3 separate regions of the Homo sapiens genome follow, and regions 1 and 2 are each linked to region 3. A link is a loop called in an ENCODE intact Hi-C map of the cell type or tissue named here. Cell type or tissue: GM12878. All regions are shown on one strand. Each heading gives the region's core, and the rest is flanking DNA. Links, peaks and the distances in the headings are about the cores only. Region 1 overlaps RAN (RAN, member RAS oncogene family). Region 2 holds the start of LOC124903054 (a long non-coding RNA gene). Region 3 overlaps ADGRD1 (adhesion G protein-coupled receptor D1).

The links. Hi-C counts contacts between places; a loop is a spot of excess contacts. Peaks named below come from ENCODE experiments on the same cell type or tissue, not always from the same donor. Only the 100,000 strongest peaks of a DNase experiment are listed, where the experiment ranks them.
Region 1: it touches region 3 in a loop (5-fold over the local background); 1 of 110 quality-filtered maps calls a loop at or near these places.
Region 2: a loop joins it to region 3, with 6 times the contacts of the local background. A loop is called at or near these places in 1 of 110 quality-filtered maps.

The regions. Positions count from the first base shown.
Region 1 is chr12:130,874,946-130,882,889 of GRCh38, reverse strand. RAN (RAN, member RAS oncogene family) reads right to left here. Exons shown (of 7, transcript NM_006325.5): 6 at 7,108-7,278; 7 at 5,212-7,008. The coding sequence ends at 6,964. Among named protein-coding and RNA genes, the nearest start is that of RAN, 6.9 kb to the right of the region's middle. RefSeq lists enhancers at 2,130-2,219, 2,240-2,289, 3,170-3,439, 3,460-3,679 and a silencer at 4,192-4,486. In GM12878, for the core only: no CTCF peak of the experiment used is centred there; a DNase peak (open chromatin) is centred at 3,529; H3K4me3 peaks cover 2,014 bases; H3K27ac peaks cover 2,556 bases.
Region 2 is chr12:130,966,652-130,974,595 of GRCh38, reverse strand. It overlaps ADGRD1 (adhesion G protein-coupled receptor D1), which reads right to left. Exons shown (of 25, transcript NM_198827.5): 4 at 3,016-3,138. It overlaps LOC124903054 (a long non-coding RNA gene), which reads left to right and starts at 3,138. Exons shown (of 2, transcript XR_007063527.1): 1 at 3,138-3,228; 2 at 3,498-4,420. In GM12878, for the core only: no CTCF peak of the experiment used is centred there; a DNase peak (open chromatin) is centred at 3,805; H3K4me3 peaks cover 311 bases.
Region 3 is chr12:131,089,836-131,097,779 of GRCh38, reverse strand. All of the region lies in intron 15 of ADGRD1 (adhesion G protein-coupled receptor D1), which reads right to left. Among named protein-coding and RNA genes, the nearest start is that of LINC01257, 71 kb to the left of the region's middle. RefSeq lists enhancers at 5,682-5,841, 6,302-6,401. In GM12878, for the core only: a CTCF peak has its summit at 4,564 (motif pointing right); DNase peaks (open chromatin) are centred at 4,589, 5,729 and 6,249; H3K4me3 peaks cover 820 bases; H3K27ac peaks cover 2,833 bases.

The DNA of each region.
Region 1 (7,944 bases), core at 1,275-6,274, 210 kb after region 3:
GTGATGCGGGCTACGCAGATCCACAGTGACGGAGGAGGCGCTCTCTCTCGGGAATACCTAGAGGTAAGATCAGTGATGGAGACCACGCAGATCCACAGACGGAGGAGGAGTTCTCAGGAGTACCTAGAGGTGACATCAGTGATGCCGGCTACGCAGATCCACAGTGACGGAGGAGGCGCTCTCTCTCGGAAATACCTAGAGGTGAGATCAGTGATGGAGACCACGCAGATCCACAGACAGAGGAGGAGTTCTCAGGAGTACCTAGAGGTGAGATCAGTGATGCAGGCTACGCGGATCTGTGGTGATGGAGGAGGCACTCTCGGGAGTACCTAGAGGTGAGATCAGTGATGGAGACCACGCAGATCCACAGACGGAGGAGGAGTTCTCAGGAGTACCTAGAGGTGAGATCAGTGATGCAGGCTACGCGGATCTGTGGTGATGGAGGAGGCACTCTCGGGAGTACCTAGAGGTGAGATCAGTGATGGAGACCACGCAGATCCACAGACGGAGGAGGAGTTCTCAGGAGTACCTAGAGGTGAGATCAGTGATGCAGGCTACGCGGATCTGTGGTGATGGAGGAGGCACTCTCGGGAGTACCTAGAGGTGAGATCAGTGATGGAGACCACGCAGATCCACAGACGGAGGAGGAGTTCTCAGGAGTACCTAGAGGTGAGATCAGTGATGCAGGCTACGCGGATCTGTGGTGATAGAGGAGGCGCTCTCGGGAGTACCTAGAGGTGAGAAATCCGTATAAAAAGGAAAGCAAGAAAGACAGGTGTGGCAGTGCACACCTGTAGTCCCAGCTACTCGGGAGGCTGGAGGATGGCTTGAGCCCAGGAGGTCGAGGCTGCAGTGAGCTACGATCACGACGCCATGGCTCTCCAGCCTGGACGACGGAGTCAGACCCCATCTCTAATCAACTGATCTCTAATGTATTCTCATATTTGGGCCTCCTGGGATCTGGACCATTATGTGCTTTTTATTTTTGCAATTTAAGCTTTCAGTTTCCTCCTGTTATGACATTTTCCTTTGGTTAACACTATTTTTCCCCAGATTTTGTTCTTATAAGTCCAAATCCAACACCATCAATCAATATTTTCTGAGCTCCAAATTGGAGCATCACAGAATATGAATATGTGAGAAGGGATAAGAGCATATGCTGACCTTGCACATCTCTGAAAAATTAAGTGTGAATTTTTTTAATAAAAATATATATTTTTTACTTCTAAAAAATTAGAGATGGGGGGTCTCACTATGTTGCCCAGGCTGGTCTCAAACTCCTGGGTTTAAGTAATCCTCCTGCCTCAGCCTCCCAAAGTGCTGCTGGGAATACAGGCGTGAGCCACTGGGCATGGCCATAAATGTGAATTTATAGAATAAATCGCATGAAGGGAACCATGTAATAAAATGTGTGTAATTCAGTATGTGTTAGGACTTCCACCTCTCGCCCATGTCCAGTGCTGGGGATGCAAAGTGGAAGCTCACATGGCGAAAATCAACAAACACACACACACACTGACACGCACAGACACACACACACAGAGACACACAGACACACACAGAGACACACATGCAGACACACACACCCAGAGACGCACACACATTCACACACACACACCCAGAGACACACACACACACACACAGACATACCCAGAGACACACACACACACACCCAGAGACACAGACACACAGAGAGAGAGACACACACAGAGACAGATACACAAAGACACATGCACAAAGACACACACACAGACACACACACACACACACACCCAGAGAGTTTATTTTAAAAGTAAGTTTGGTTTTCCATCTATTCGGAGTTTATAAAGCAGGACACACCCTCATAAGTTTAAAGTAACAAACATGTGGCCAGCACAGTGGCTCACGTCTGTAATCCCAGCACTTTGGGAGACTGAGGTGGGAGGATTGCTTGAGCCCAGGAGTTCAAGACCAGCATGGGCAACGTGGTGAAACCCTGTCTCTACAAAAAAAATTTAAAATTAGCTGGGTGTGGTGGCACACACCTGTAGTCCCAGCTACTCCAGAGGCTGAGGTGGGAGGATGGCTTGAGGCTGGGAGGTTGAGGCTGCAGTGAGCCGAGATCCCACCACTGCACTCCAGCCTGGGTGACAGAGTGTGACTCTGACTCAAAAGAGAAAAAGAAAGTAACAAACACAACAGCCTGAGAAGCACGTGGAAGAAAGAGACCACGGATGGTCTACACAGCTGGAAATCAACTTCCCTGCAAGAGTTAAACCCACTCTGCCAAGCGGCATGCAGAGGAGTGGGACTACACAGCAACACAATCCGACAGGAACCACAGAGGCTGTCACACTAAATGACGACCTGGCTGCGCTCCGCATCACTAGATAATTATGAACAGGGCTGTAAAACTCACTGACAGAAAAGGCCGTCACACAAAGTGAAAAATGGTTAGGAAACTGCACGATAGTATAATCCCCTCTTTTTAGAAAACATTTGAAAGGATAGATGACAAAATGTCAGCAAGTTACCTCTAGTCGGGGGAACTGTGCCGACTGTGTCTGTTTTAACTGCTCCAATCCCCACACTGTCAATACCCAGCATGTATGACTTCTTCCCTTGGTAGGGGAAAAGGAGGTCAGACATGAGGGGAGGGAGGAAGCAAAAAGCAAATGCTTCTCCCCAAGACCTGCAGCTCTGCCCCACCCGGCTCCCCTGCCCGCCGGCTTCCAGCTGCCATTCCCTGCAATTTGGTTCCCATCCTTCATGCCTGGGGGGTGGTCACAGTGCTACCACCTTGTCACAGCCACTCGACCACCTGCCTGACCCATAGTTTTGTCACCGGAAACTGACCTTGACCGCGGGTATTGGTGGCTTTAGGCACTGCAGCTCACACCTCACACTTACTAACTACTGGAGAAGCCCCGAATCCTTTTCTCCTGCCTCATTAAGAAGCCCACTGCGTGGGTGGGGCTGGCACCTGGCATTCGCAGTGGCTACTCACTCAAGGGATGAGTCCGCTGAGGGGTTGGACGACGAGGCTTTGTGGTGGCCACGGTGCGACCCTCCCTTTCCTGGAGCACAGGCTTTGGGGGGGAAAGGCTGGGTGCCCCTGGACTCTGGGCACCCACTCCTGTTGCCAAAATCTTATGACGCTTGAGCCTTCTGTGGCTTCCCACTGTGTTCTAAATACCAAACCTGTAAAGCGGCTTATAAAAAACCCACACACCTGCTTGAGAGCCTCCACCTGCGCACTCCACCGTCCCTCCTGCTCTCCAGGGGCGCTTCCCCCTGAGGGTCTTTCCTGGACTCCACTGCCCTCCTTCTCAGGCCTCAGACCAGGCCCCTGCGATGCTCCCAAAGCCTCAGCTGTCCGTCCTCACACTCACTGTGGCGCTCAGCCTCATCCCAGGAACCTGACTGCCTGTCTCCCCAGGCGAAGGCTTCATGAGCAAAGCCACTGCAGCATCGCACGGTGTATCTCTGAGCACAGCTGACTTGACAGAAGGACTCAACTGTCCACATTACCGAAGACTGAGGTATACGGAATGGTTTCTGTTTTGCTTCTTCAAGGAGGGGAACTGAAACCCAACTAAATCCAAGGTGCCTCTTCCAACGCCTGTAACTAAACTTCAAGCATCACAGCCCCAACACCTGCTGATGGCACCATTTTAACTGAGGTCCATCCCGCAAGCTTCCCGACTGTCCACACTGGCTCTCTCTACTCCTGTGCACCAAAGAAACAAGCCAGAATAAATGGATAAAAGACAGTGTATGCGCATGCCTGTCCCAGCTACCCAGGAGGCTGAGGCATGAGAACCGCTTGAACCCGGGAGGCAGAGGTTGCAGTGAGCCGAGACGGCGCCACTGCACTCCAGCCTGGGAGACAGAGCGAGACTCTAAAAAATAAATAAATAAATTAAATAAATAAATAAATAAAATTAAAAAGATAGTGTAGGCTACAAACCTCAGGAAGAAAATACCAGCATGACTTCAGAATAGTCAGACCTAATGGTGTATAAAGTTCTCCCGGCTCCTCTCCACCCACCTCCATCAATCCCACCCTATCTCTAACCCCCAAGTTCTCTGTTCCTCGAGGTTCCCATAGAACATTTAATAAACACTAGGGACATGAGAGAGCAGCGACATGGCCCTCGCCCTCGTGGCAATTAGTCTAGGAAGGGAAAGTCGCTATCGCAAATTTGCCATGCTGACTAGGGCTGAAGGCAATCTTGTAATGTCTGTAGTCGGACATCCAACTCAAGGTAAAAAGCAGAGTGAACTCTAAAGGAACTAAAGCATTAACTGGTAGGACCGACTTCAGGAGAGGGAAGGGGGAGTTCTGGAAAGCAGCATGCACACAGATCTCAAGATGCACGTGTGACCAGAGCCTGCAAGACCTTGTAGGAAATGTGGAGCAGGCGAGATGCATCAGATGTTTTTTGAATAGGACTCTGACCCCTTAACTAAAGATAAGGTTTCCATGGTTAGGTGCCGTTTCTCCCCACCATGCCCTCGGCTTCAAGGGTAAAAGGTGCTGCAAGGAGTTAGGATAGGTGCTGTCCTAGTACAGGGTCTGCCTCATACAGGGAAAGCTTAGTCTCACGTAATCTTGCTGGGCAGGATAGCCCTGTACAGCCCGAGTGGCAGAAAACATCATACACGATGTCCGTCAGTTTGCTGGCAAGAAAAGCTGAATCCAACCCTCATCCCATTTGCTCAGCAGGTAATTTTTTGTGTTTCTGATCTGTTTTTGCAAAAGAAACCAGAAATTCTCTGTACTTGAGTTCCTTCAGGTGAACAGTTAGCCAGGAAACCAGTCCTCTTTGGAGGCTATTTTGGAGTCTCATCTTTTCTAGACATTTTATGATTGATACAATTTTTTAAAAAATCCCATTCTATGTGGTTTTTTAAAAAAACTGGCTCTCACACAAATTGAAACTACTAATTTACCAGTTTCACATTATATCCACACAAGACCTATGCACTAACTATGCTTTTTCTTAATGACTTTGCTCTAATAAGCTATTACTGGTTTGCAGTAACTTCATATAAAGCTTTCAAGGCTTCCCCCATTAGACACGAGATTTCAAAAAATGGAGAGCAGACTTTTCCCATTTGTACAATCTGGAGAGAACTGACCCCTTCCCCGCCGCCCCCCCAAAAGATAATAATCTCTGCTAACTCTTCAGCATTTCCTAAAGCAAATACTAGAGATGATTCAAAAAATCCAGGCAAAGTAGAAGCAATATATTTTGCAACAATTATTCTTTCAATAAAGGACTTGTAAATTCTCTCCCACACCACGTTAGACAGGTAAGTGACGTCACTTCCAAATTTCAACTGTTACATAGAAGATCCAGAATGTCAACACCACTTGCAATCTCCACAAGGTTACAAACAACACATACACCTTCAATTCAAAATACCTGAATGAAAGGTTTCATCCCAATTATGGGGAAAAAACTTCCCATCTCACAGGCTGGTTAGAAACTGGTTCTGAATACAGCGTAACATACACAGCAATTCAGATCTTAAGAAACTCAACTGTTGCCAGTTAATACAGTAAGTAGAACTTTATTCAGCTTCACCCTTATTTCATTTTTCCATATATTTAAGTGATCCTTTCTATACCTTTTAAGGTAAGCAATCATCTCAAGATTATCAGACATCTAAAGAAAACTTTGGTAAACTGGACTATAGTAATCGTATGAGAAAAAAATAGCTCAAGATTCCTAACTGCTACAAGAATAGTGTTGATGGGATCAAACTCCTAATTATCCTAATAGACCTAATTCATTTTTAAATGTGGAAAATATGCAAGATAAATTAAATGCTTAGTTAAAAAAAAAAAAAAGTTTCACCAACTGTTCTCCATTACTGAGAAGCCCCCACACTGCCCCACTGTGCATATTCCTAGTATTTCATCCATGTCCTGCTCTGCTGTGCTGCCCTACAAAAAAACCCTCCCGGGGGGGAAAAAAAAACAAAAAAACGGTGTAGTGTGAACTGCTGAAGAACTTAAATGTTCAAGACATCTTTAAAGTCTAGGAGTACCTGAAAACTGTGGGTAAACATGGACCATTTTCCTTGCGTATCAACTTCACACTAAGCATCTAACATTCAAACAAAAAAGTGCAAAATTTGTAATTATTTTTAACAGCAAGAATTCCCAACCTCCTGCCATCCACTGATGTTCCATCCTGTTTGAGGTTCTACATTAAAACATGATTACTTTTGCCATAAAAGAAAATATTACCCTTAAAATATCTATTTGATATGTACAAACCACATTTTTATTCTGACAGGTCACAGATTTTGAGCAAGTGCTTCCCTAGGTGACCCTACCTAGCCAATATGAAGGTGGAGCAAACACTGCTTTAGCTTAACTGCACTAATATTTACACCATGTAACCCTTCTAACCAAATAGAATACTGCTGACCTGTCATCATCAGTTTGTGTGACATGGCTCAAATGTACAAAAATAAACATAGGGAGAAATTAACCCAATAGATTTCAAATTAAGTGATAAAAGCAAGGCAATTCAAATATTAACATGGCATAAAACTTCCCTACTTTAGTGGTTTCCAAATGCTATTTATAAACAAGGGATGAGTTCACTTGCTTAGATATTTGAAATACAACTTTATTCTGATTCTAAACGAAAAGGAATGGGAATGACAGTAACAAACAAGATTTCACCACTGAATATTGTGATGTGACTGCAGCAGTCTTATATATGAAACTCAAGGAATCAACTGCGTTCCAAAACAGCTAAATATGCAGGTCCAAACAATGAAGTTATTTTTTAAACTGCCACATTCACTCCGAAGCCCACTCATCTCCTTCAGCATCCCACAGATGAAGCACATGTTCCGCTTAGCTAGATAATAATGAGGTGGCACACACGCTGCACCGCTGACATCACAGGACAGCTGCCTATAAAACTAGACTTCTGACGCTGGGCTCCAGCTTCATTCTCACAGGTCATCATCCTCATCCGGGAGAGCAGTTGTCTGAGCAACCTAGACGAAGAGATGGAAAAACGTTAACACTCCAGATCAAAACTGCCAGGAATAAACAAGCCAAACCGAACAATCTGAACAGCAAAGTGGCCACAATACCTCTAAGTCGTGCTCATACTGTGCTGCCAAAGCTGGGTCCATGACAACTTCTGGTGGGGCGAGAGCAGGCATGGCAACAAATTCCAAGTTAGGGTCTCCAATGAGCTTCCTAGCAAGCCAGAGGAAGGGCTTTTCAAAGTTGTAGTTACTTTTGGCAGAAATGTCGTAGTACTGTTTAAAAGAAAGGTAAAATTACTTTTTAAAATTCATTATTAAGATGACGATTTTTCTAGGACATTGCAAGATAAGAAAATGTTAAGATTCTTGGCAAGGCATGGTGGCTCATGCCTGTAATCCCAGCACTTTCGGGGGCTGAGGTGGGATTGCCTGAGGCCAATAGTACACGATCAGGCCTGGGCAACAGAGCAAGACCCCAACTCCACAAAAAAACAAATTAGGTGGGCATGGTGGTGAGTGCCTGTGAGCCCAGCTACTCAGAAGGCTGAGGTGGGAGGATTGCTTGAGCCCAGGAGTTCAGGGCTACAGTGAGCTATGTTCATGCCACTGCACTCCTGCCTGGGCAACAGAGCAAGACCCTGTCTCGAACAACAAATATATAAATACACAAACATTTCAGCTGACCAACCGGGCCAACAGTGAAACCCAATCTCTATCATTCTTTAAAAACAGTAGTATAAAAAAGACAAAATTATTTCCGGCCGGGCACAGTGGCTCATGCCTGTAATCCCAGCCCTTTAGGAGGCCAAGGCAAGTGGATCACTTGAGGTCAGGAGTTGGAGATCAGCCTGACCAACATGGTGGAAACCCCGTCTCTACTAGAAAAAAAAGTACAAAAATTAGCCAGGCGTGGTGGTACACACCTGTAATCCAGCTACT
Region 2 (7,944 bases), core at 1,393-6,392, 120 kb after region 3:
GTTATAAGAATAACAGGTTATAAGTTTGTGCCCACACCAATAAGTGTGGCGGAGGACTCGCTGAACACATCTGAAAAGGCTAATTCAATGCTTCCCACGTTCTAATCATTCACAATTTTTATGAGATCTGAATAACACCTGAATTATGATTATTAGGGAATATTTTCCTTTAAATCTACCCATTTTTAAAGCTCAATGCTCACTGAAGTCTCCTCTTAAATAATATATGTGAAAACTCGTTTCTGATGCGCCCAGTATATTAAAATAAAAACATAACCATTGATTTTTGTTTTAGTTGCTCCAGGTGCCCCCTGAGAAGGCCTCCTCTGCCTCCTGCTACAGGGACTTTAATTTGGAAAATGCTGGGCAGGTCTTCCCTGTTCACGGCTTGTTTTCCCGCACACAGAAGTACAAGCTCATCAGGGCCCCAGGAGAATCCGCCTGAGCCAAGGATACAGCAGAGGAAAGCGGGAAAGGCATGCCATGGCCCTCGCACAGGCTCATGGCCCGGTCACCTTGTGAGGCTGAACTCAAGACCCAGGGGGGCACAGTGAGAAATGCCCCACCTACCCTCTGCGTCTGCATCAGGCCTCACGAGAGCAGCCTCTCACCGAGCCAGCGTTGATTGAAGGTTTCCTGACTTTGTTTCCTTTCTTTTCTTTTTCTTTAAGTTAGAGACAAGATCTCACTGTGTTGCCGAGGCTGGTCTCGAACTCCTGGGCTCATGCAATCATCCTGCCTCTGCCTCCCAAAACACTGGGATTACAGGTGTGAGCCACCGCACCCCCGGTTTATATCTGGCCATGCTCTAAAGAAAGTGGCCACATGAACAGTATCTTAAAAGTTCTGCTTAACCATGACACAAAAGAAATTGTCAACAGCGGGACATGAAGCCCGAGTTCATGGCTCTTTCTTCACCCATGTTCTTGTGTGTCTCATGTTGGGGGCATGAAATGAGTGAATACATGTTTGGGATTAGACCAAGGATTGGTGCAGAGTCGGGGCTCAACAAGGGTATGCAGCTATTATGATCAGTTCAACCACAACGGCCCGTCTGTCAGAAGTCACCCTCCAAGCAGGCAAAGTGGTGTTCTTAGAAAAGATACCCTAGTGATGAAGGGGAAGTTTGGAATCATGGACACATGAGCGATAAACCCAAAAGGCCTCCCGACAGCTGGACCAACCACATGCCAGGAACATGCTGTAATAGTTCTTCCAGTCTTCACAGCAACTGTATGGGAAGGTCCTTTTATTCACTCACTTTACAGATGAGGCTTTTCAAAGGGAAGCAGTGGTTGCCCAAGATCCCCACAAACAGGTCGGAACCGGAAGTGGAACCCACGCCTTCTGGCCCCAGAGCTCATGCTGCGGACAGGCTCTGTTCGACCTGAAGATTATTGAAGAGTCGAGAAGTCTGGTGGGGACTGAGGGGAACTGGAGACGGAAGTCCAGGGCCACCGCGACTTAGCTCCAGCCAGCCAGAGAAGTCAGGAGAGATTTATCAAGAAAAACTGGAAATCTGTGGAAATTTCCTATTTTTCAGTGTTGACAGCTAATTTTAAAATTTTAACCCGATGCCCGTCCAACCGAACACAGCCACAGGCCAGAATCAGCTCAAAGGCCTCTCATGTGTGACCTCGGCGTGCAGATAAAACTTGTCCAGTAGCTCTGATTTCCCGCTGGTCCCATCACTGTCTCCTTTCTTGGGTTCATTATCTGTGATAGTCCCAGGCATTGGAACCCCTGGCACCTGCACCATCCTTGTCCTCAAATGAGATCAATTCCAGTGTGGTTGCTGGAGCTTTCTGGATGCCTCTACTCCAAAGAGAAGCCGTTCTCTAGAAACCCAGAAAAAGCCACCACAGATATGCCCCCGCCCTTCCCGAATCCAATGCAAGGAAGGAGCACATATTACTCTCCCGTCCTCCTCGCCCCTGCCACCGAGCTCACGCCGAGCCCATGGTTGTTTTTTACTTTGTAAAAATAAATAAGCCTGGGATGTTTATGGAGCTGCTTGAACTCAGGAACAGCATAAACTATGAGTTTGTAAACCTGACCGTGGTTTTGGGCCTCATAACCATTGCTCAAAATTCTGGTTTCCACAAAGCCCAAGATGTGTCCTCCCACATGTTTTTGCCTTGCTAAGCTGTTGTTTATTTTTACTGGAACAAAGTCCATTTTGTCCTACAATCATGTACAATGAACTCATCACAGAAGGCCATCTGATGTCCAAAATGCCTTAGAGCTTCCTACGAGGACTGCATTAAGCTTTGTTCCTCCCTAGAAATCATAACTTTCATTTTGCCTAGGAGAAAGGAACTTGAAGGCTCCAAGCTGGTTTGGAAGGCAGAGAACAATTTCCCAGAAAATTTGCAATGTGATCCAGACGTGCATTGCCTGAAGCCTAGATACGAGAGAGCAGGTTACACTTCACACGGTAAAAGCAAACGAAAGCAAGTCGATTGCCAGTTTTTCTTTTGCATCTCTGCTCTGTCCATGGCATGACTTTAGCCACAAGCCTGCGACCGCTTGCCGGGACAGTTCGAGCCACTGCCCAGCCCCTCTCGATGAATGTAAAAGAACCAAAACCAGGCGCAAGTGTTCTTGGGTATGCCCTGCCCGCTCACCGTCAACATCCCAGAGCCAGAAATCACACTGCAGGTGCCATGCCATCAATTTCCTTCCCACAAACGCCACGGCCCTGTCCAGTCCCCACTGTGACATCGCTGTGTCTGTTTTTTAGGAAGGTTTTTTTTCATCCTTTACAAGATTAAGTATTTTGATCTCACATCTCTGTAAGAGGATGTTATAACTTCCAGCCACCAGGACAAGTCTCTGCTTAGTAACCTCCTTGCCTGTATTCCTCCCTCCCCTGCCCTCCGATCCATCGTTGACATTCTCACGCATTCTGCAATTGATGAGAACCTCAGGTTCACATCTTCCAGTCACCAGAGGAGCAGGTGCTCCCTGAGAATGAAATGCTTGACAAAGATGCCGCAGGGATCAGCCACTCACCTTCAGGGCCACACTGCTCTGGCTTGCTGATGCAGGAGCTGTTGTACCTGCCGTAATAGAGAAGCGTGACTCCCTTTTCCTCTTTCAGGTAAATGCCTTTGTTGACCTTCCCTTCCACAATATCTAAGGAAGAAAAATGACAACATCATATGTTAATAACCTTCCGAGATTAAAAGTCTGAAGATGTGTGTCAGACCTACAAATAACTTATGTGTAAGTATGCATTATTATTTATCTAAGTATATATTTATAACATCATATATTATTCTATGATAATATTCATAGCATCAGTAATATTATTAGTAATTAAATTGTAAATTATTAATGTGTATGTCAGATAAAAATTTAATATTAAATGATATTAATGTATTTGTATATAATATGCATGTATTATATACAAATGCATACAGACCTTTGCATATGGATTTCATATTGCATATCATATCGTATGATGATGTGATAATTGTGATATTTGCCAACAGATGGGTTACCAAGCGTGGCGTGGCGACCGCCTCCTGTCCTGGACTTTGTGCCGACCTGCTTTTCGAGCCCTCCCCACTCCCGTCCTCATGCTGAGTGTTCCAAGTGGAACGTTTCAGTGCAAGTGTGAACGTGAAGCTACAGCTGAACTCCTTCTCCTTTTGAGTTTTAATTGAAATCCCCTGAACCTGGACAGGTAGATTCGGGATTTTAGCAGAACCCATTTTCAGGCGCCAGGAGGAAAACCCCGAGCAACATTTTGCATAGTCCCAGGAGAGCCTGTGGGTGACAAGCCCAGCTGGCCGCAAATCCCGAGGGGCACTGCCCCGTCCAATCATCTTGTGTCCCGTTCCCATGGCCAGGGTATCTGATGGTGAGTGTGTGGGGTAAATCGTTTACAGAATAAATAAGTGAAGACTGTAAAAATCAGGAGCGAGTAGGATTTACTGTTAACTGGGGTCATAATCGCTCAGAGATCTTTGCTACCACATGGGTCAGGGAGAATGTCTGAGCCCCCGGCAGCCGTCAGCCCAGCTGAAGACACACGGGAGAGCTAACAGGGTCTGTGGACCTGACCCCAACCCCAGCTCAGGCTTTCCAGCTATATTGTCACATGGATAACCGACTCAAGGGACCTCAGTGTTTTTCCTTACTGCTTTTAAACTCATTTTTAAATTTTATCCCATTTTTGCTGAGGGACACCTATATATTGCAAGGTTAAATGGATCACTAGTGGTTGCGTAATTGAGCTAGGCTGTATAAACCCCTAAGTCAGACTGCTTGACTGGAAACATTAATTTTGGAAGCCAATCACCTTACAGTTGAAAGAGCAGTCAGTTTTTGTGTTGAAAAGGATCACAGGGTAAGATTGACAGGGTCAGAACTGGCTTCTATGCTGATCTAATAAATGCCTCAGTTGCTACTACCCCTTTTGCTTTGAGCTTCATGTTGAGCCATGTAGGCTCTGGAGGTTATCAGATAAGACAATAATTTAACTATGATTCTTGTGGGTATATGTTTCACAAACAGCTTTTAATGATTTTTTTAAAGTCCAGCTACAGACGAAATGCTGATTTTAATGTTTATAAGAAATCAAATGTTTGATGAGGTATTTTTAAATTAACTTTAATTTTCCATTAAAATGGCATGCTTTTCCTCCCCCAAAGAAGACAATTCATTTAAAAATCCAAACAATCTCTATGTCTAGAAAAGGTCTCATCTTGGGTCTGTTTTGTTCTGAAAACAAGCAGCTGGCTTAGACAATCCTGGGAACTTGAAAGAATATATATACCTTCTAGTGCAGTGGTCCCCAGCATTTTTGGCACCAGGGACCGGTTTCATGGAAGACAATTTTTCCATGGATGGGTTGGAGAGGTTGGTTTCGGGATGATTCAAGTGCATTACATTTATTGTGCACTTTATTTCTGTTATTATTATATTACAATATGTAATGAAATAATTGTACAACTCACCATCACGTAGAATCGGGGGAGCCCTGAGCTTATTTTCCTGCAACTAGACGGTCCCCTCTGGGGGTGATGGGAGACAGTGACAGATCATCGGGCATTAGATTCTCATAAGGAGCATGCAACCTAGATCCCTCACATGTGCAGTTCACAGTAGGGTTTGTGCTCCCAAGAGAATTTAATGCTGCTGCTGATCTGACAGGAGGTGGAGCTCGGGCGGTAATGTGAGCGATAGGGAGCAGCTGTAAATACAGGTGAAGCTTCACTCACTCACCCACCACTCACTTCCTGCTGTGCAGCCCAGTTCCTAACAGGCTACGGATTGCTGCCAGTCTGTGGCCCAGGGACTGGGGACCCCTGTTCTAATGTATTGCAATCTTCCTTTAGACTTAACCCTAGTGGTTATTTTTTAACACCTTGGATCTGCTGTCTTGACTGGGACATTTGCTCACTTGCTAGCCAAGACATAGTGAATTCAGATACTACCAAACAGAATTGGCCTTAGAATTCATCGTAGATCCAAACTTGACAGAACGAAGAACAAAAGTACATAAATGCTCACCTACAGTTGCAGAGAGATTTGAGTAGGCAGAATCATTGGAATACACAAAAGTAGCATTACGGGAAGGAAGCACAGTGAGCTTGTGGGTTCGGGACGCTGGGTGAAACAACAAAAAGAAAAAGCACAGCAAGTGAGTGAGACAAAAGACAAATGGGACCAACATATCTCTCAACCTGCAGCAGGCACCAGGAGGGGCTCTTTCATCCAAGAGCACCCTGGACTTTCTCTTCGGACCTCACATCCCCCAGCCTCCACCACCCTTGTTTACTTTGGTCAGCAGCTCGGCCACTCCAGTGGCCCCACTCAGTTCCCACACCAGGGCGTGATGGCTGCTGAATTTGGCCGCAAGCGATAGTTCTAATTTTCTGGCTCCAACACATAGGCAGATACTTAGTTGAGAGATATGAAATTGAACTTGGCCACTCATAACACAGGCTCAACAAAAGGATGAATGGTTATGATGTCACAAGAACTGATGAGACAGACACTCTGCATGAAAATGACTGCGTGAGATGATGACAAATGGACAAAACGACGGAGAGTTCGGCAACAAACGACAAAGCCGCACATCCTCAAAAGGCTTGCCAAAGCTATTCACCTGTTCCCCGCAGCAAAATGTGCTGATGGGGTCTATTCTTTTCTTTTCTCCCTTAAGAAGGCTGTAATCAATTCAAATATGCCAGCATAGCATTACAACCTAGAGAATGCATCCAGTAGGGAAGTGCAGAGAAACCTTCCACATTGCAATGTTCCAGGACTAACACGGATATATTAGTGCTTTACTGGAAGTCAATATATTCAGGGAGCAAAATTCAGCCACAGTGTGTAACTGTATCTGTGTGAATATATCACCTTAGGAGAAGAATTTTTCATAGGTAAAGGTTTCAAAGCACCAAGAGTTACTGATTTAAGCCACCACAATGAGTTCAGGTATAGGGGTGAAGAGAGAAAGACACTGACAGTTATTCAAGCTTTTGTTTGAAAAAACTCCTAGCATTTTAGTTGCTGGGTCCTGGAACAGTGAGCTGTTTCAAGAAGGCATTTCCACTTGGTGAAATGACCCCCTTTCCATGGCTTTAAAATAAAGGCCTTGAAAAAAGAAAACTGGATGCCAACAAGGGAACGTGGTTCGTTTGAACCCGAGCCAGTGGTGAAACAAACTTGCACAAGGGCTTTCTCAGCCCTGCCAGGCCGACCCTTTGGAAAAGACATCTGGCTGTAGGGTGGTTTCCAAATGTGGCCATGTTGCTGCCCTACAGGCAGGCGGATGAGAGCGATGCTGGGCAGGGAGCGCGTGGCACCCACGCAGGTGCCCTTCACGGAGCGCGTGCTCCTCAACGGCGCCCCAGTCTGAGAACACCAGCAACAGAGGCAGCACCGATGGGTCTCAGTTTGCAAATTTTAAGGAAACATTTCAGAAGCTTCAGCGGTGATGTCCAGCAACACATTAAATCACAGGAGTAAGGAAAATGCCAGTGTGTCAATGTGGAAATCACAGTCACCAGCAATACATGGTTTTAAAAATAAAACGCCTCCCACGGAACAGGGACGACCGAAGCACGTGCTAGGATTGCTGTACGGTAAACCCTCGCCGCCCATGTCAGCCATCTGACATGATCAAGAGCAATCAGTAAATAAAAATAAAAATGGAAAACTGTCATACAAAGCTTACGGTTTTTAAAAAGTCCTTATTAGAAAGGGGAAAAAAATACCCAGAAAGATGTGAGGTTTCTCCTACCAGCAAATGTCTGAATGAACTCAAACAGACTATTTGGAATTGGGCCTCACTGGAAACGTCTTAGGCGATGCTTAATCTTTTCAAATGGAGCTGATGTGTGGGGAAGCTGACTGGTAGATGGGGATGCGTTTGCTGAATGAAACGGGGGCCCTTCAAACATGTGAGTTGGTCTTAGTTGGCATGACCTTTGACATCTGCTTCATCAATAGGCCCCTGCTGTGGTCAGTGTGCAGATGACGCTAGTCCATTCAACGTAGAAAACAGACGCCTGACTTGCACATAGAGGCATCCTCAGGCCAGCTTCTGTTTCAAGATTGTTGGGGAAAATGCACATTTTAATCATATTTTGAATCAGAAATTCTCCCATTCAATACGCAATAGCTCTCTCTATAAAAATTCTAGTAAAATGCTTCGTGGCCTGGCACAGTGGCTCACGCCTGTAATTCCAGCACTTTGGGAGGCCAAGGCCAGAGGATTGCTGAGGCCAGGAGCTTGAGACCAGCCTGGCAACATAGCAAGACCCCATCTCTACAAAAAAAAAAGCTTTGAAATAACTATTACGGGAAGTTACACAAGTATTTGTTCATCTCTATCACCGTGGCTTCAAAGCAGATTGTGTCCACATCTGCTCCCCGATGGCCCTGGGATTCCCCGGCCCACAGTCACTCTCAGCACCCACGTCC
Region 3 (7,944 bases), core at 1,680-6,679:
CTTTGACGCCCACCCTGTCCCGGCCAGGCTGGCTCCTGCCTGTCTCTGGTCTCTCCGCGGCTGGCATCCAGGCTCTCACGGGGCCTGTCTCCCCTCAGGGCAGCCCTCAGCCCCTGGCTGGGCTGCACTCCTGCCCTTGGCTCCTGGACAGCACGAGTGACCAGGCCCTGGCGGATCTGTGACTCCAGGCATCCCTGGTTTGGCGGCCATCCCTGGCCGTAGGCAGCCGTAGCATGTGCCAGCAGCATGCAGCCAGCCTCCCCCGGGCTGGGTCCAGTTGCTGGCACATTTCACGTCCACTGATGGAAATGAACCGACAGCCCGGGGACAGGTAGAAATGAGCTGCTTGGCCACTTGAGGGGTGCTGCAGGACGGGAGAGGACTGGCCACAGGCAGGAGATCTTCCCCGAGGACCCAGCTGGGCTGCTGTGTGTTTGAACAGATGCTGGGACTGGCCTGCCTCGGGTCACAGTGACCTTGTTGAAAGTGTCAGCTGGGGGGACCATCACCCTCTTGTTTTCCAGACCAGGAACCCTGGGGGCTCCTGCTGTCTCCCCTGGCCGCACAGCTTGTGCATCAGTCTGGGGCCATCTGGGAAAACAGAAACCACTCCAGCCTTTCAAAGAGTGGAACATTTGACTCAGGGAATTGCTAACCCTCGGGAGGGGAGAGAAAGGGGGACCTCATAGGGGTAGTGAGGTGGCCCAGGAATGAGCCTCGCCACAAATCCCCCCGTGGAAGCCAGATCCATAGACTGTCCAGCAGGGCTGCAGCCACAGCAGAGGCGTGGCCACTGCCCAAAAAGCCACGTGTAGGGGCGAGAGAAGAGCTGCTGGGCCTCCTCCCCTCCCATCACCTGCCCCAAGTGACAGACCTGCAACTCAGCACAGTGGTCGGCCGTGGGAGGCAGAGCCGGGCAGCAGGAGGCAGGTGGATCTCAGAGCAGAACCCAGGACTCAACATGACTGGGAACTCAGGGCTGAGTCCCCACTGTGCCCCAGACGATGGCTGCTTTAAACAGTTGTGGCGATGTAAACCTGGACTGGCAGTGCCCCACGGGAACCCATCCTCACAGATGGAGGCGGGATATAAAACTGGACCGGCAGTGCCCCACGGGAACCCATCCTCACAGATGGAGGCGGGATGTAAACCTGGACCAGCAGTGCCCCACGGGAACCCATCCTCACAGATGGAGGCGGGATGTGTGCATAGGATGCTGGTTATTTGCTGCGGCCAAAGACCACCATGACTTCAGTGTCCACCCGCGGGAGAGCTATGCAGTGGTTAACACGGGAGATGTGGCTCTGTGTACCCTGAGAAGGAGCAACCTCCAAGATACGTGCATACATTTTTTAAAGTGTGCTATCTTGCCAGGCATGGTGGTGCACACCTCTAGTCTCAGCTGCTTGGGAGGCTGAGGTAGGAGGATCTCTGGAGCCCAGGAGGTCAAGGCTGCAGTGAGCCAAGGTGGCGCCACTGACTCCAGCCTGGACCACAGCGTGCAACCTTGTCTCTAACACAAATAAATTGTAAATAAAAATAAAGGGTGCAGTCTTTATGCTTCACTACCCTTTGTTTAAAGGAAGGTTTGCATCCATTGAGGTACAGAAAATTTTAAAAACAAACAAAAAAAGAACAAAGAGCAAAGCGGGGCCCCAGGCTCAGCAACTGCGTCTGGAATGACAGAAAAGCAAGCGCGTGTCTAGGCCGCTGCTCTGGGCAGGGCCGGGAGGCAGGAATGGTGGCCGTGACCCTAAGCCGCTGCTCTGGGCAGGGCTGGGAGGCGGGAACGGTGGCCGTGACCGTCAGTTTCCACACTCTGCCTTCTGTGTTCTTGCATTTTCCCACATGCGTGTATCATCTTTACAAACAATTCAACCTACAGAACCCCTCTGTCTCCTGACACCCCAGCTTCCTGTATGTCCCAAAAAGAACCCTCGAGCTCCTGTCCCACTCCTAACACGGGGGCTGGCGGCTTCTCAAAGACGGCCCACATCCCCACTCTAATTCCCAAGATTCAACACACTCATGACAAAAAATACGTGTTGACCAGAAACCTGGCCTGCTTCAGACGTCAAGCCCTGACCACAGCCTTGCAGCCCACAGCTGCCCCGCAAAGCGACCCGATCCCTCGGCCGGGCTATGCGTCCATCTGCCCTGGGAACGTCCAGTCTGGCCCCTGACCATGTTCCCAGTCCTGGTCACCCGGCCCACCCTCAGCCCCACAGAGTAAGACCCCAATTCTGAGGGTAGCCCCGAAAGAAGATCCCCCAAGACAGGACCACCCCAGAGGCTGCTGCAGCTCCCTCTGCAGAGCGGCTCCAGCCCAGCACACTCCAGAGCAGACACTTCTTCAGGAGAATTAGGGAATAAATGAAGCAACATATGCTTCTCCTCTAAAAGGAGCAGCCTGGGTCTGGTTGGAGGAGGCAACGGCAATTGAATTTGTCAAGAGGGGCAGGGGTGGAACCCTCAGAACCTTGAAGCTACGTCTCCCTGCCCCCAGGACTGCAAGGTGCCCAGGCAGGGCTGGGGCTGAGCTGACAGCAAAGCTGAGTCCCGGCAGCAACTGGCTGCTGCTCCACCTCGAAGTGCAGGTTTTTACCTCTTAGGCCCATTTCCCAATGTCCCAGGTGGCCAGCAGCCTGAGAGTCGGGGGGACTGAAGGGAGAGATGGGGGTGGCAGGTGTCAGCCCTGTTCCCAGGGCTCACTCAGCTCTCCACTCAGAGAGGCACAGGCCACAGGGTACAGGGGAGGGCCCTGGGGGCTGAGAGGGGGCGTCTCGAGGGAGACTGGAGGGGCATGGGAAGGGGTGGGTAGGGCAGGAGACGGGAGGGGGTGGAAGGACGCATGCCCCTGCGCCTCCCCCGGGTGAGCTCCCAGCTCCCATCCCCAGCCCAGCTCTCAGCAGCCCAGGACAGGGCTCAGGAAAACTCATCTGTAAGGCGGGGCGGGAACAGCGTGCACCCGTGCACCTGGAGGGCTTGCTGGTGGAATGGTAAGGAGCCCATGCAGAAGGACCCAGCAGGCTTTGCCCACCACCCTCTCCTTCTGGAAGAACTGCACAGGCTGGGAAATCAGAAGGGATGGTGACAATTTTCTGGGTCTCTAAGAGGATGGTACTGAGGATGCATGCCCTCCCCACTCAGCCAGAAGACACTGGTGAACCACAGTATTGCTTGGGGAGTCGGGGGGGCGCTGCTGAACAAACCAACTTCCTTGTTACTCCTGGGCAAGGCAGGACCCTCTTCTGCCTCCAGGATTAGAGGGGTCCAGGGATGGGTGGAGGGGCCTCTCCTTGGAGCCCCTCCAGCCTCCACAGTTACCCCCACCCCCATCAACAGGGCAATAGACCGTCCTGCCCCGGTGCCCACAGCCACAGGACTGAACCTTCCTTATGAAGAGTGAATGGAAGGAGACTTGTGGCCATGAACGGGTCAATGCTGGGATGGCTGCAGTCCCAGGTGCAGTAGCCAGGCCTGCTCCACCCCACCCCACTCCCACTCCACTCTCAGGGGTCCTCAGGGCCAGGACATCCCTAGGGACCTCATACTCATGGCTCACTGTGACTTCACTCTGTCAGGCAGTGTTTGGGGCTGGGTGCTGAGGCTGGGTACTGAGGCTGTGTACTGAGACTGGGTGCTCAGGGCTGGGTACCGAGGCTGGGTGCTCAGGGCTGGGTGCTGAGACTGGGTGCTCAGGGCTGGGTGCCGAGGCTGGGTGCTGAGGCTGGGGACTGAGGCTGGGTGCTGACGCTGGGTGCTGAGGCTGGGTGCTCAGGGCTGGGTGCTGAGGCTGGGTGCTCAGGGCTGGGTGCTGAGGCTGGGTGCTGCTGAGGCTGGGTGCTTGGGCCTGAGCTGTGCTTACTTCTGCCTCCTCATCACCACCACAGCTCCACAAGGAAAGGGTCCCACCCATGTCACAGCGGGGAAACTGAGGCTCAGAGCAGGCACCTGCCCAAGGCCACCTGGCACATCACTGGGAGGGACCTGTGTGTCCAGCTGGCTGGGAGGCAGAGGGGCCACTACTAACCCCAGCTGCATGCAGGAGGTGTTATTGGGAGGTGGTCTGGCTAACATTCACACAGAGACCCCGTGGAGGGAGCCTGTTTCTGACTTGAGCTGTACATGCTGCGGCTGCCGGCACTGCAGTTGGCACAGTCCCGCCTGTGACACACCCTCGGGACCGCAAATACAGCTCAGAGTGGTTCTCACAGCTCCCAGCAACACCGTGTAATTCAGGCCCCTGCCACTGCCCGCCCTGTGCCCTTCCCTGGAGCCAGGGCCCATCTGAGAGGCTCAAGGCTGCACCTGGCTGGGTAACCGCGGGGCACGGGGCCTAGAACCATGGGTCTGGGCGGAGGCTGCACTGCCGTTCCTGCCTCAGGAAGGCGTGGTGTGCCCCCACGGTGCCCTTCCTTTCCCACCCATAGCTAGATTTAGAAATGCCCAGAAAAGCCTGCAGTTGGTTTCAGGACACGGACTCCTCTGACTCAGAAACTACAACCTCAAATGCCTCCTGAGAGGCAGGGCATCAGCTCAGGAGGCCAGTGGGGGCCTGCAGACATAACCACCAGGTGGGACTGTGCTGCCAAAACAAGCATCCTCCCTCCCACAGTTCTAACCCAAGTCCTTCTCAGTGCATATGTCACTTTCCCACCAAGACAAGAGCAGGAAGCATTTCACTGTCTCCTAAAAGCAGAAGAGCGATGCGAACGTGATGAGGAGGGGCAGCTGCTTGTGGTACGGGGAGGCCATGGGGACCGGGGGGCCCTGGGGACCTCGCCCTGAGTGCAGGGGTGGTAGCCACTCGCCTCCAGCATCGTTTCCAGCCAGAGGGGGAAGCCCAGCGTGGCCACATCTTCCTCTTCTTGTTTTATTTAAAAAAAAAAAAAAAGAAATCCCAAATTTTAGATAAAATGTCTGTGTTTTGGAATACTGACAACCAATTTTTAAAAATTTAAGCCTCTGTGGGCTAGGAGAAGCCCAGTCACTGGCCAGAGTCAGCCTTCAGACCACGGTTCATGACCGTCCTATTGAAATGCTTTTTCCCTGTGACCACCAGGCCCCAGGAGCGGGTGCTCGGGGACTGGCATTCCCAGGTGCTCCTGTACTGGCACAGGGCTCCTGCACCCCCCAGGTCAGAGCCACCCCAAGGCAGGTGCCCATGCCTGGGACGCTTCCCATGCCTGAAGCCTGGGAAGTGGCCGCCTGGGAGGAAGTGGCCACCTGCAGGAAGAAAGAGCGCACCGTGGCGGGCCCTGGGACTCCTCCCAACCTCCCACACGCTCCTCGACCACTGCCCTTCCCACTGGGTGCAGCCTTGGCAGGACTGTCTATCAATATCGGGGGCTCTCCCACCTTAGACAACCAGACCACCTCCCTGGCCTGCACACCCTGAGCGGGGAACACAAGCGCCAGGAGTAGGTGCAGCTGAATTTTCCCTAAGGCCAGGCCCAAATGCCTTCCACGGCACCAGTCCCCATGCCCAGCACCTTCATTGGGTGTGTGGCTTCAGCAAGAAACGCTGAGTAGTGCACGCCTGAGCCCTCCTCTCGGTCCCTGGCTGAGCCAGCCCACACCTGCATCCACCCCTGTGTTAACCTCAGGTCCTCACTCCCTCGCACCCTGCCAGCCAGTCCTTAGGGAGGACAGAAAGTTGAGCTCCCACCTACCTGCGGCAGTACAGACCAGTTGTGCCAGCATGACTGGGATCCACCGACTAAACCAGCACGCATGTGGCATTCTGGCCTCCAAGGAGAACACATCTCTTTCCCTAAGTTCCTCTCCTCTTGTGGAACAGACTCACTCCTCCATACCCTCATTCATACAGCAAACACAGGCATGGGCGTGTCTCAGCACCCGGACATCAGGAAGGCGCAGTGAACATGAAACACCACCCCTGGGTAGCAGGCCTCAGAAACACCTCTGCCAGCAGGCTGACTTTACTCATTTGATCATATCACACAATTCCACACAAATACACACCTGGGTCAGAGCCCACAGGCTGGTGTTTACAGTCCTTTCTCTCCCCAGCTCCTGCCACTGCCTCACCTCTGTGGCCCCCTCCTCGCCCCGGCCCACTAACAACCTTGAATGCACTGCCCGTGCCTTTCTGATAATCACATACCAAGATACAAATGTTGCATATTTAAACACATATACAGAAACACACCCACGCATAGGGGATTTTGGCGTGGCTTTACAAAAATGGGATATGTATCACTCTAGTCTACGTCTTGTCCTTTTCACACAATGTTACCTTGGAAATCCCTGCAAACGCACTGGCATGGTGACAACCCCATTCTTTCACAGTTACACCGCGTTTCGTGACTTCATCATTCCTCTTTTAGTATAGAGATGAATAATCTCCCTTAGCGTGGATGTATTAGAATTTACACAATCATTAGTGTTATGTTTATTCATGCTTCTGTTATTTCTACTATAAATAATGTCAATATTCTGATTTTATACTTTTTTATGTCATCTTACTTGCTGATTCTTTTAATTCTCTGACATAGATTCTCATGGGTGTACTGAGAAGTTACAGGGTCTGTTCTGGATGAATTCTCTATCTGTTCCAATGGCCTACTTTTCTAGGATAATTTTATCCAATTAAAAGAAAAACTTGCCTTCTCTGGGTTCTTACTGGATCTGGGGTTGCTAATTTCAAAGGGGCAGAAATCAGGCCTGGGGAGTGGAGCAGTTGGGGTGGTGAAGGGTGGGTCTGGATGCAGATCTACTGGACAGCCCAGGGGTTCGTTCCCCTGCTTGAACTGCACTCAGCAGGAGAAGTTAGAAGCACCCAGAGATGACGCCATGTTTCTGTGACTCACATGTAAAGCAAAGCTACCCATTCTTGACCCTGGCTGGAGGAGCAATAAATTGGTACACGGTTCCCAGAGTGCAATGCGGCAATGTCTTTCAAAATCAAAATGCCTGTGCCCTTTGCCCACAGATTCACCTGCCAGGAATTTATTCTAAAGAAGCATGTGCAGGGTCATGCACTCCGGAACCACTGGAAGTCGCCAGATGCTGGAAGCCATCGCAGTGTCCATCAGCAGATGCCTTGACATGGCTCCTCAGGGCCTGGGCCCTAATCACCATGTTGACAGCAGCATGCAAAGACAGAGTGTCGTTTTGGGGTCTCCCTCCCCTGGACAGCAGCCCTGGAGCCCACCCCAGCTAGGTCCAGTTCACTCAGGTGAACTCTGTTGTCTGATAGGCTTTCCACAAAAAGGACACTGCCCACTTAGGAGGAAGAGGGCTTCCCGAAACAACCGCCAAGGAGGAGGCTGGATATGGAGAAAAGCCAGGGGAAAACCTCGGAGAGAGAAGGGACACGATGAGGATGTGAGCTCCTGAGCAGAAAGCCTGCACCAGGAACCCAAAGACCAGCAGTGCGAGCCCAGGGCCCCGTGGAAGACATGACTCCAGGTCACAGAAATAAGGTCACTGGTGCTATTTTTATTAATTCTCTGAGTATGCTGCAAATTTGGTTTCTACTTATGATATCAGCCTTAACTTTTTTTAATGTTGATGAGAATGTTCATTTTTAGCACAGATAATTTTAAACCATTTTCAAATCAACCTTTTCTGGCAATGAATAGATGCGATTTGCTCCCACGAAGACACCCACAGACTGTCAAAATCCAGTGTCACTGAGAGGGAACGGTGACGGATCGAGACCGTAAGTCGTCTCTGTCCCAGGTTTTTTACTCGCTGGACTGGGCCCTTCCCTTCCTTCCTCTACCACAAACACACAACACACAAAAACACAGTTTTCAGCTGAAAGTGTAACTCCCCCTCTCTCTGGCCATGCCAAGAAGGAAGTCACACTGGGCTTTAGTTCTCAGCCTATAGAGGATCCAGAGGAGGAGGCTCTGCTCCCAGGCAGCTGATGCTCCAGAGCATGGGCACAACCCCAACATTCGGGATTTGGCT